Linked DNA regions of Homo sapiens: region 1 is linked to region 2. The links are chromatin contacts, found by Hi-C in ENCODE. All regions are on one chromosome and are shown on one strand. The core of a region is the stretch at or near the end of the contact, and the rest is flanking DNA. Distances in the headings are between cores, read along the strand shown. Region 1 holds the start of CCDC86 (coiled-coil domain containing 86). Region 2 holds the start of MS4A8 (membrane spanning 4-domains A8).

The links. A loop is a pair of places that touch in the nucleus more often than their neighbours do. Pooled maps may share reads with other maps.
Region 1: a pooled map shows a loop between it and region 2 (2.8-fold over the local background). The contact joins the promoter of CCDC86 here to the promoter of MS4A8 in region 2. A Hi-C loop is called at or near these places in 1 of 168 maps with a recorded cell type or tissue (Caco-2), 4 of 37 single-sample maps with no recorded cell type and 3 of 50 pooled maps.

Annotation. Positions count from the first base shown.
Region 1 is chr11:60,839,575-60,844,298 of GRCh38, forward strand. CCDC86 (coiled-coil domain containing 86) reads left to right here and starts at 2,539. Exons shown (of 4, transcript NM_024098.4): 1 at 2,539-3,308. The coding sequence starts at 2,551. It overlaps CCDC86-AS1 (CCDC86 antisense RNA 1), which reads right to left. Exons shown (of 2, transcript NR_182293.1): 2 at 2,232-2,406. RefSeq lists enhancers at 1,629-2,828, 2,735-2,964.
Region 2 is chr11:60,697,051-60,701,305 of GRCh38, forward strand. MS4A8 (membrane spanning 4-domains A8) reads left to right here and starts at 2,562. Exons shown (of 7, transcript NM_031457.2): 1 at 2,562-2,725; 2 at 3,810-4,029. The coding sequence starts at 3,811. All of the region lies in intron 2 of LOC105369321 (a long non-coding RNA gene), which reads right to left. RefSeq lists enhancers at 3,606-4,107, 4,108-4,255.

The sequences.
Region 1 (4,724 bases), core at 1,289-3,788, 140 kb after region 2:
GCACCTGCCTCACAGGATTGTTGGGAGAAGCATTAAGAAATGGATTTGTACTTGGAGAGTACTTGAAACAATGCCTGGACCAATCATTGCTGGCACCAATGTTTCAGGCTAGGTTTCTGCAGAAGCCAACTCTGAGAAGAGGATTAAGTACAATATTTGTCTGCTCTGAGAATGACCTCAGCAAGCATCTATAAGAAAGTGGGGAAGTGAGACAGGGATGAAGCCAAAAGAGGGTCCATGAGCAGATTACCTTTGTGGGCAATGCAAGTTCAATCCTGTTGGTGGCCTCTGGGGGCTACAGAGAAGCCCCTCAGTATCCTACCACCTAAAGGCAAGAAAGCTGTGATGTAGAAAGCTGCAATAAAAGCAAAGGAGTGGCCAGGCACAGTGGCTCACGCCTGTAATCCCAACACTTCAGGAGGCCGAGGCAGGAGGATCACTTGAGCCCAGGAGTTCAAGACCAGCCTGAGCAACACAGGGAGACCCCGTTTCTACAAAAAAAAAAAAATAGCCAGGCATGGTGGCATGAGCCTGTGGTGCCAGCTACTCAGGTGGGAGGATCCCTGGGGCCTGGGAGGTCAAGGCTGCAGTGAGCTGTGATTGTGCCACTGCACTCCAGCCTGGACAACAGAGCAAGACCCTGTCTCAAAAATAATAATAATTTTTAAAAGAAAGCAAAGGAGTGTAAGGAGACAGGGTCCCAACAGCGATCGCCACACCAGGCGCTTCTGAAAATTTCAGGAGTCTCCTCTGGGCCTCTGCACACCATGTATAATGACAATGACAAACTGAGCTCATGTGGGAGTAGGGGGTTCTGGGCCAGAGCCCATCTGATGCTGAGGTTGACAAAGTGCCTCCAAATGTCTGGGGGCCACCCAAAGGCCTCCTCTAAAACACATCTCCCTCTCTCTGGTGAAAACCTGAGATCACCCTCTGAAGTATTTCAGGCTAGACTAGGATATGATCCAATCGGCACTGGAGAGTGATCCCTCCAGCTGGGGACAAGAGCTTAGGAGGCAGGGCAAGCCAAGGGGGACTGGAGCAGGGCAGAGGGGCATACAGTCTCCTCCAGCACTCTGGCAACACCTGCCGGGCTTGGTTCTGAGTGTCAGATCATTGGGGTCTCCAGGCAGGGGCAGGGCATTTAAGGAACTGAATGGAACTCACTCCTCTGACAGTTGGGGGGTGGAAGAGCTGGGCAAGGAGGTGTCCCGGCTGCTTCTGCTGTGGACAGCTGCATGGCCGGAGAGGAGCAGTGAGGCAGGCAAAGCCCCCCTGCAGGGGTCTCCTTGACTCAGGAACATGAGGAAGATGAGGACACTCTGATCCCTGATATTCTTGGACAATTTCCCAGGCCCTCTCACAAGCCCGCAGCTGGAGAAACAATGGTTTCTAAAAGAAACCACTGGAATGTCAGACGGGGCCCTGGGACCTTTAATGGCCAACCCCAGGCAGTTCCAAGAATTACACAACTGGGCCACTTCCAAGATGTTCTTCCTAAGAAGCATGCTGTAAGTAAATCAAAGCCCCACTCCTAGGTCTCACACGAAAGTCTCCACAGCCCCACATTCCCCAACCCCACATCCCGAGAGTCTTCTCTAGGCCTTGGGAGGTCCAGAAGTCAACACCTGCTCACTGGTGAGGTCCCAAAGTGCTTAGTAAGCAAAGTACATTTACAGGTGAATAGCAAGGGAAGGGAGGGGAGGCGAAGCAGGTTCACACACGAGCAAAAACCACTGTCTGGGCTGAAAGGAAGATCGGAGATGATCCAACCCGTTTCTAGAACTGGGGTAGAAGAAGAGGGACGTGGGAGGATATGCAGCTGGTCGAGGGCCCAGGTGAGCCACAGGACAAAGGTGGTGCATCTTATTGGTACCTCAACTTCCCTCACAAACGTTGAAAACGCTGAAAAGGGAGGGAGAGCTATGGATTATATACGGAAGCACAGGACGGAAGAATCAAGAGTGTGAACAATTAACACAGAAAAGACCGATCTTCCACCTCCAGGACCCCCAGGTAGCAGTCCCTCAGGTAGGTGGGAGGAGGACTCTGACAGGATCATTTGGGATGCACGAAGCTAGTGCAAAATGACCCCTATTACAAATGAGAAAACAGGCCCAAGGAGGGCAGGACTCTGCCCAACTGCACCGGAGTTGGCTGCAAAACATCCACTGGGCCTTGCCTATGGGCTCCTCGGACCTTTTTTCGACTCTGTTCTCTCCCTGAAATGGGTCCTCCCACTTTCCCTTTTCTACTTGCTCGCTCTTCTTTCCCCAGGAAACTTTGCAAGAAAGGCAAAAGCGAATCCCAGGAAAAAGACTGGCTCATCAATCACATGTTGACTGCGCTCGCGCGAATTGCGCATGCGCATGCTGAGCCCCACTCTCCCCAACCCCGGTCCCGCCTCTCCACCCCTCACCAACATGGCCGCCTCAGCAACAGCCCCCCTCCTGTGCGTCACGGACGCGGCGACTCCTGACGTCATAGGAAGGCGCCGGTTTCGGCGGGGGCTGCACGTGCGCAGGGGTGTGGAAACTTACCGGCTGAGCCATGGATACACCGTTAAGGCGCAGCCGACGGCTGGGAGGCCTAAGGCCCGAATCCCCCGAGAGCCTCACCTCAGTTTCGCGGACGAGACGGGCCCTTGTGGAGTTCGAGTCGAACCCAGAAGAAACGAGGGAGCCCGGGTCTCCTCCGAGTGTGCAGCGGGCTGGCCTGGGGTCCCCCGAAAGGCCGCCGAAGACAAGCCCAGGATCACCCCGTCTGCAGCAGGGTGCAGGCTTGGAGTCACCCCAAGGGCAGCCAGAGCCAGGCGCAGCGTCCCCCCAGCGTCAGCAAGACCTACACCTGGAGTCGCCTCAAAGACAGCCAGAGTACAGTCCTGAATCCCCACGATGTCAGCCGAAGCCAAGTGAGGAGGCACCAAAGTGTTCTCAGGACCAGGGAGTACTGGCCTCGGAGTTGGCCCAGAATAAGGAGGAGCTGACCCCGGGGGCCCCCCAGCATCAGCTACCGCCGGTCCCAGGATCACCAGAGCCTTACCCCGGTCAGCAAGCTCCCGGTCCGGAGCCCTCTCAGCCACTACTGGAGCTGACACCCAGGGCACCTGGCTCCCCCCGGGGTCAGCATGAGCCGAGCAAGCCACCTCCAGCTGGGGAGACGGTGACAGGCGGCTTCGGGGCAAAGAAGCGAAAAGGTTCTTCATCCCAGGCCCCAGCGTCCAAGAAGTTGAATAAAGAGGAGCTTCCTGTAATCCCGAAGGGGAAGCCCAAATCGGGGCGAGTGTGGAAGGACCGCTCCAAGAAAAGGTGAAGTGGGGGACAGCATGGACAGGGGTGGCGTTCTCTATGGTGTTGGGACCCCGCCTTTGCCCTGCTGCAGCCTGGAGAATAGCCCCAGGGTTAGAGAGAGCTCACGTTAGTGGGGATGTTAGCAAACAGGTAATTACAATCAGAATGTGGTAAAATGCCCTGGGATCCCGGAGAGGGTGGGGCCAGGCCCTCAAAGATCAATTTCTCTGATGCCTTTCCTCCTCAGGGTCCCTATGGGCCTCTCCTGTAGCACCTCAGGTCTGTATTCGTTCAACAGACATTTACCGTTGTCTGCCCTCTCTAGTGAGAGAAGCAGAAGCAAGTAAACCAGCCATTACTTGATCAAAGCAGTGAGGTCTTCATCCAATATAGTCTATTACAGTTATTTGCCTTTAAGATAAAAAGTATTACTGAGCACTGATTATATAAGGATTTACCAGTCAACAGCCTTAATAAGGATTTACCAGTCAACAGCCTTTCAAACATGGAACAGCATGTGTCATCACGCTTAATCTGCACGTCAGCCCTGTGAAGCAGGCGGTGTTATTATTCCTGTTTTTTGTGTGAGGAAACCAAGGCTAAATGAGTGGTAGGCACAGGACCTGAGCACAGATCTGATTCCGAAGCCTGTGTGCAAAAAACCCCTTTACCCAATCCCTGTAGATCCACCTTGAATTGGATTGCGACCTTCTTAAGGGGCAGGCACGAGATCTTTCTTGTCTTTCTGTGCCAAGGGCATAGTAAATGCCCAATGAATGCTTATTTAATGAAGGAACGAAGTAGCTCATCTGAAGAAGGAAGAGTGTAGGCTGCCATGAAGGAGAGGTGTGGGATTCAGTTCCAATTCGAGCTAATGGGAACCACAGGGGAGAGTCAGGGATGTATGCCTGTGAGGGACCATGAGGAAGGAGGGTGTTTTTAAGGAAGAAGCTGACTCTGTGCCAGGCTTCGTGCTAGGCCCTTTTCTTGTATCCTTAAAACCCTAGGCTGTGGATATTATCCCCCCACCCCTGATGAAACAGAAGAAACTGAGGCTTACAGAGTAATTTACTGCAAGTCTCCCATGGGAGAGACTTTGAGGCTAGAGTGACTGTAACTGTTGGAGAAGTGGATGATGGCACTACCCCTCTGCCCTGTCCCAGGGGGTCACAGGAGAATGGCAGGGCCGTTGATGGCCATGTGGAACTGGAGGAGGCTGGTTCAGGTGGGAAGAGGGTGATGAGCAAGTTGAGCGGGTGAAGCTTGGGGTCCTGGTACTCACGCTGCAGGTGGGGAGATGGGCTTGCTGAGCTAGAGGGGGCTGGGCCCATGCAGAGGTGGGGAGAAGGGAGGGGCCCACACAAGACACAGGATCAGCAGCTGGAGCAGAGTAGGAGGCCACAGATCACTTGACCAAGAAGTCTGGAGAGAGGG
Region 2 (4,255 bases), core at 1,312-3,811:
ATTCAAATAAACACAATCAGAATTGAAAATGAAGACATTACAATTGATACCACAGCAATACAAAAGGCTCTGACATAAGGATTTGGGTGCTTACTTGGGAAGTGACCCAAGACTCACTGTGAAAAAAAATGGAAAAGTGATACCAAAAAAAGGAAGAAAGTCAATAGACTATGTATTAATGAATGAGTTCTGTTATAGGGAACTGGTGCTTAATCCTGTTGGAGACTCTCTAAGAGACAGTTGAAACACACTTCAAAATTATTTCTCTTAGGGGACAGAGAAGCTAGGGTAGTTATCCAGCATATGCACGTTACACTGGATAGGAAAAATTCTTGTGGGATTAACTTCCCAGCACCTATGGCCTGCCCCATACCTATGCATCCTCGGAAAAGAAAGGAGTTGTCCATAGATGTGGAGACTGGCTGAAGATGCAGCATCAATACAGCATTTGCTGCAGAGTTTGCTCAGAGTTTGAGGCTGCAGTGAGCTATGATCACGTTACTGTACTCTAGCTTGAGCAAGACCCTGTCTCAAGACCTCCAGAGTGGATCAAGGGGATATAGATGCTGCATCAACAGCATTTGCTGAAGTAGGTTTGGACAATAATAATCTCCCTTGTATGTCTCCGGTCCCTTCTAGAAAGTTGGCACCACTTCTATAAACTCAATTAAAAGGTGACAAATTTCATCTTCTACAATATCTGGTTAAACCTGGTCCTGAATGTCCCACGTGCACTAGGGCTTAGCCACCTATATGTCCTCATTCAGATGCCTCTTATTATTTCTGTCAATACAGTTTGGTTCATGTTATTCGTCTTTACAAAAAGCTATTGAGTTACTTTATAGAGTTAGACAAATGCTAAAGTTCATTTGGAAAAACAAACATGCAAGAATAGCCATAAAATATAATGAAAAAGGAAAAATTACACAGGAGACTAACCCTACAGGACATTGAAGTACACTGGAAAGCCTCTATAATTAAAACATTGTTGAAATAACACATGAATAGACAAATAGACCAATAGAAAGTAAAAGAAAGACCAGAATTAGAACCAAATGCATATAGAAATTTAGGCTGTGACAAAGGTGGCATTTCAAATGCCGCTGAAGAGAAGATGAGCTATTTAATAAATTGCCCTGGGGCAGCCAGGTAGACTTTTGGAAAAATTTAAAATTAGACCCACATCTCATAGCATTCACAAAAAAATACATTTTACATGTATTAAGAATCAAAATGTAAAAAGTAAAACAATACAAGTATTAGAAGAAAACACAGCTAAATTCCTGTTTAATCTTAGTGTTAGGAAAGGCTTTCAAACAATGACTCAAATGCATAGGTAATAAAAGATAAGACTGATAAATTTTACTACAAAAATTTTTAAAATTTTTCTTGACAGAAAACCACCCTAAACAAAATCAAAAGACACTGTCAAAATTGGAGAATATACCAAAGACAAAGACCTAAAATCCCTAGTATGTAAAGAACTCTTTAAAAATTAAGGGACAAAGGTCCAGGAATCTGATAGAAAAAATGGGTAAAGAAGTAAAATTTGGGTTAGGCATGGTGGCTCACTCCTGTAATCCCTGCACTTTGGGAGGCCGAGGCAGGAGAATCATTTGAGGCCAGGAATTGAAGACCAGCCTGGGCAGCATAGTGAAATCCTGTCTCTACAAAAAATTTTAAGATTTAGCTGGCCACAGTAGTGCGTGCCTGCAGTCCCAGCTATTCAGGAGGCTGAGGCAGGTGGATTGCTTGAGCCTGGGAGTTTGAGGCTGCAGTGAACTATCACTGCACTCCAGCCTGAGCAAGACCCTGTCTCTAAAAAATACAAACAACAACAAAAAAGTGAAGTCTGACTCCAGCTACCTTTTCATCTTTTTTACATTCAATGTCCTTCACTGTGAGCCATTCCCAACATATCTCTACCTTCTCTTCCCCAAGACTTTTCCCTTTCCATACCCTCAACGGTGTTCTTTTTGTTTTGACCATCTTACAATGTTCTAGCCATCCCATCAACTTCATTTGTTCTTCATTGTTCACCTTCTTCAACGGTAAATCTGTCATGGACTATTACATGCAGCTGTTTTTGTACTGTGCAATTCACACGATGTATGTCATAGATATGTGGAATGCCCTCCCATGGATGGCTTCTGATTTTCTATTGGCTCTGACTTGGATGAAAATAGATCTAAGTTGATTACAAGTCTCATTTCACTCGCTGTGATTCTATCCCTTTCTGGACTGCAGTTTATTGATTTCATATGCCACCTTCTGTTTGAAGTCTTCCCTAATCTCTTCAAGTCCAACAAATCATTTTCTCCTCTGTTCTCCTGTGGGGACATTTATCTCTCTTCTGTGGTGTTTATTTCATCCTGTCTCATGTTACAGCTAAATACAGCACACCCTGGGTGCCCAGTTCATTTCTGTGTCTCCCAGAGCAACCAGCCCAACCCTTTCTTCTCCATGGAGATTATACCATAGACTCTTGTCAAATCAAACCATATTTAACTGGCTCATTAACCAAAACAGGAAATAAATACGAATGAAACTGAGCTCTAAGCAGCATGTAACCTGGCCTGCATCCAGGAAATAGAGGACTTCGGATCCTTCTAACCCTACCACCCAACTGGCCCCAGTACATTCATTCTCTCAGGAAAAAAAACAAGGTCCCCACAGCAAAGAAAAGGAATAGGATCAAGAGATACGTGGCTGCTGGCAGAGCAAGGTGAGTCTGCTTAATCTGGTGGTTGGTAACTGGGAGTTGGTGATAAGGTTTTTCTACCAAGTGAGACTTACGGCGAACCAGTGTGGATGAGGGATAGACAGAGTGTATTGTACTAGCTTTATTGAGTCTGCTCCAAGAGAAAGAAAGAGAAAGATAGGACATGGAGGGGGATGGGAGAAACAAAAAGAAAAAGAATTTTTAAAACCACATTAGAATGTATAAGTAGCCTAGAAAATTGAGCAGTGGAAGCCACCCAATGAACAGACACTGCCTTGGCAATGGGGCTTCCCTTGAGAAGGATAATCTCCATTTAACTAATATTGACATACCTGGGACCTTGGAGGATTCTTGTCCACTCTCTCACCCTGTTTCCTTTTCCAGAAAATGAGAGAATTGAACTCAATGTTGTCCAAGAGATTTTCTAGTTCTGAACTTTTGCTTTCAGCCAGTACTAACATATGCAAAGCAGCACTCTAAACACTATGAGAGGCCGGGTGCGGTGGTTCACATCTGTAATCCCAGCACTTTGGGAGGCCGAGGCAAGCGGATCGCCTGAGGTCAGGAGTTCGAGACCAGCCTGGCCAACAGGGGGAAACCCCATCTCTACTAAAAATACAAAAATTAGCTGGGTGTGGTGGCGGGGGCCTGTAATCCCAGATACTCAGGAGGCTGAGGCAGGAGAATTGCTTGAACCTGGGAGGCGGAGGTTGCAGTGAGCCAAGATCGTACCACTGCACTCCAGCCTGGGTGACAGAGCCAGACTCTGTCTCAAAAAAAAATTAAAAAATAAACACTATGAGAGACACAAAGATGGAAAAGATGGACCCCTTGCCCTCTGGTAGCCTTTAGCCTCTTTGAGTCTTAGTTTTCTCATCTGTAAAACTGGGCGGGTGAGAGGATGAAAGGAAATGTATTTGTAAAGCACCTCTTAAGTGCCCTATAACTGATATCTATTATTTGTAACATGGGATTCATAAACTTGTAGAGGGTTAAGATGCTCCAATGAGCTAGAAGAAGCAAAAGTCCTTTTTAAAGGACAAGTCCATATGTGAGGGAAAATTCTCTCGCATTTATTTCTTGGCAGCATGAATTCGATGACTTCAGCAGTTCCGGTGGCCAATTCTGTGTTGGTGGTGGCACCCCACAATGGTTATCCTGTGACCCCAGGAATTATGTCTCACGTGCCCCTGTATCCAAACAGCCAGCCGCAAGTCCACCTAGTTCCTGGGAACCCACCTAGTTTGGTGTCGAATGTGAATGGGCAGCCTGTGCAGAAAGCTCTGAAAGAAGGCAAAACCTTGGGGGTAAGTGAGATTTCCCTTTGCAGGCCACAGACTGCACAGCTGGAGTGATGGCAGGGGGAAGGGAAGGCCTGGGAAATACACAAACACTACATCCCGCAAGTGGGGCTGAGTTGATCGCGCCTTGCCAAGCACAGGTCTATTAGAAAGCTCAGCTGCACAACATCACAGGCGGCCTCTGCTCAGACCTTGTATTTTCTGATTTAGGCATTTTCGGAAAGAGAAAGAA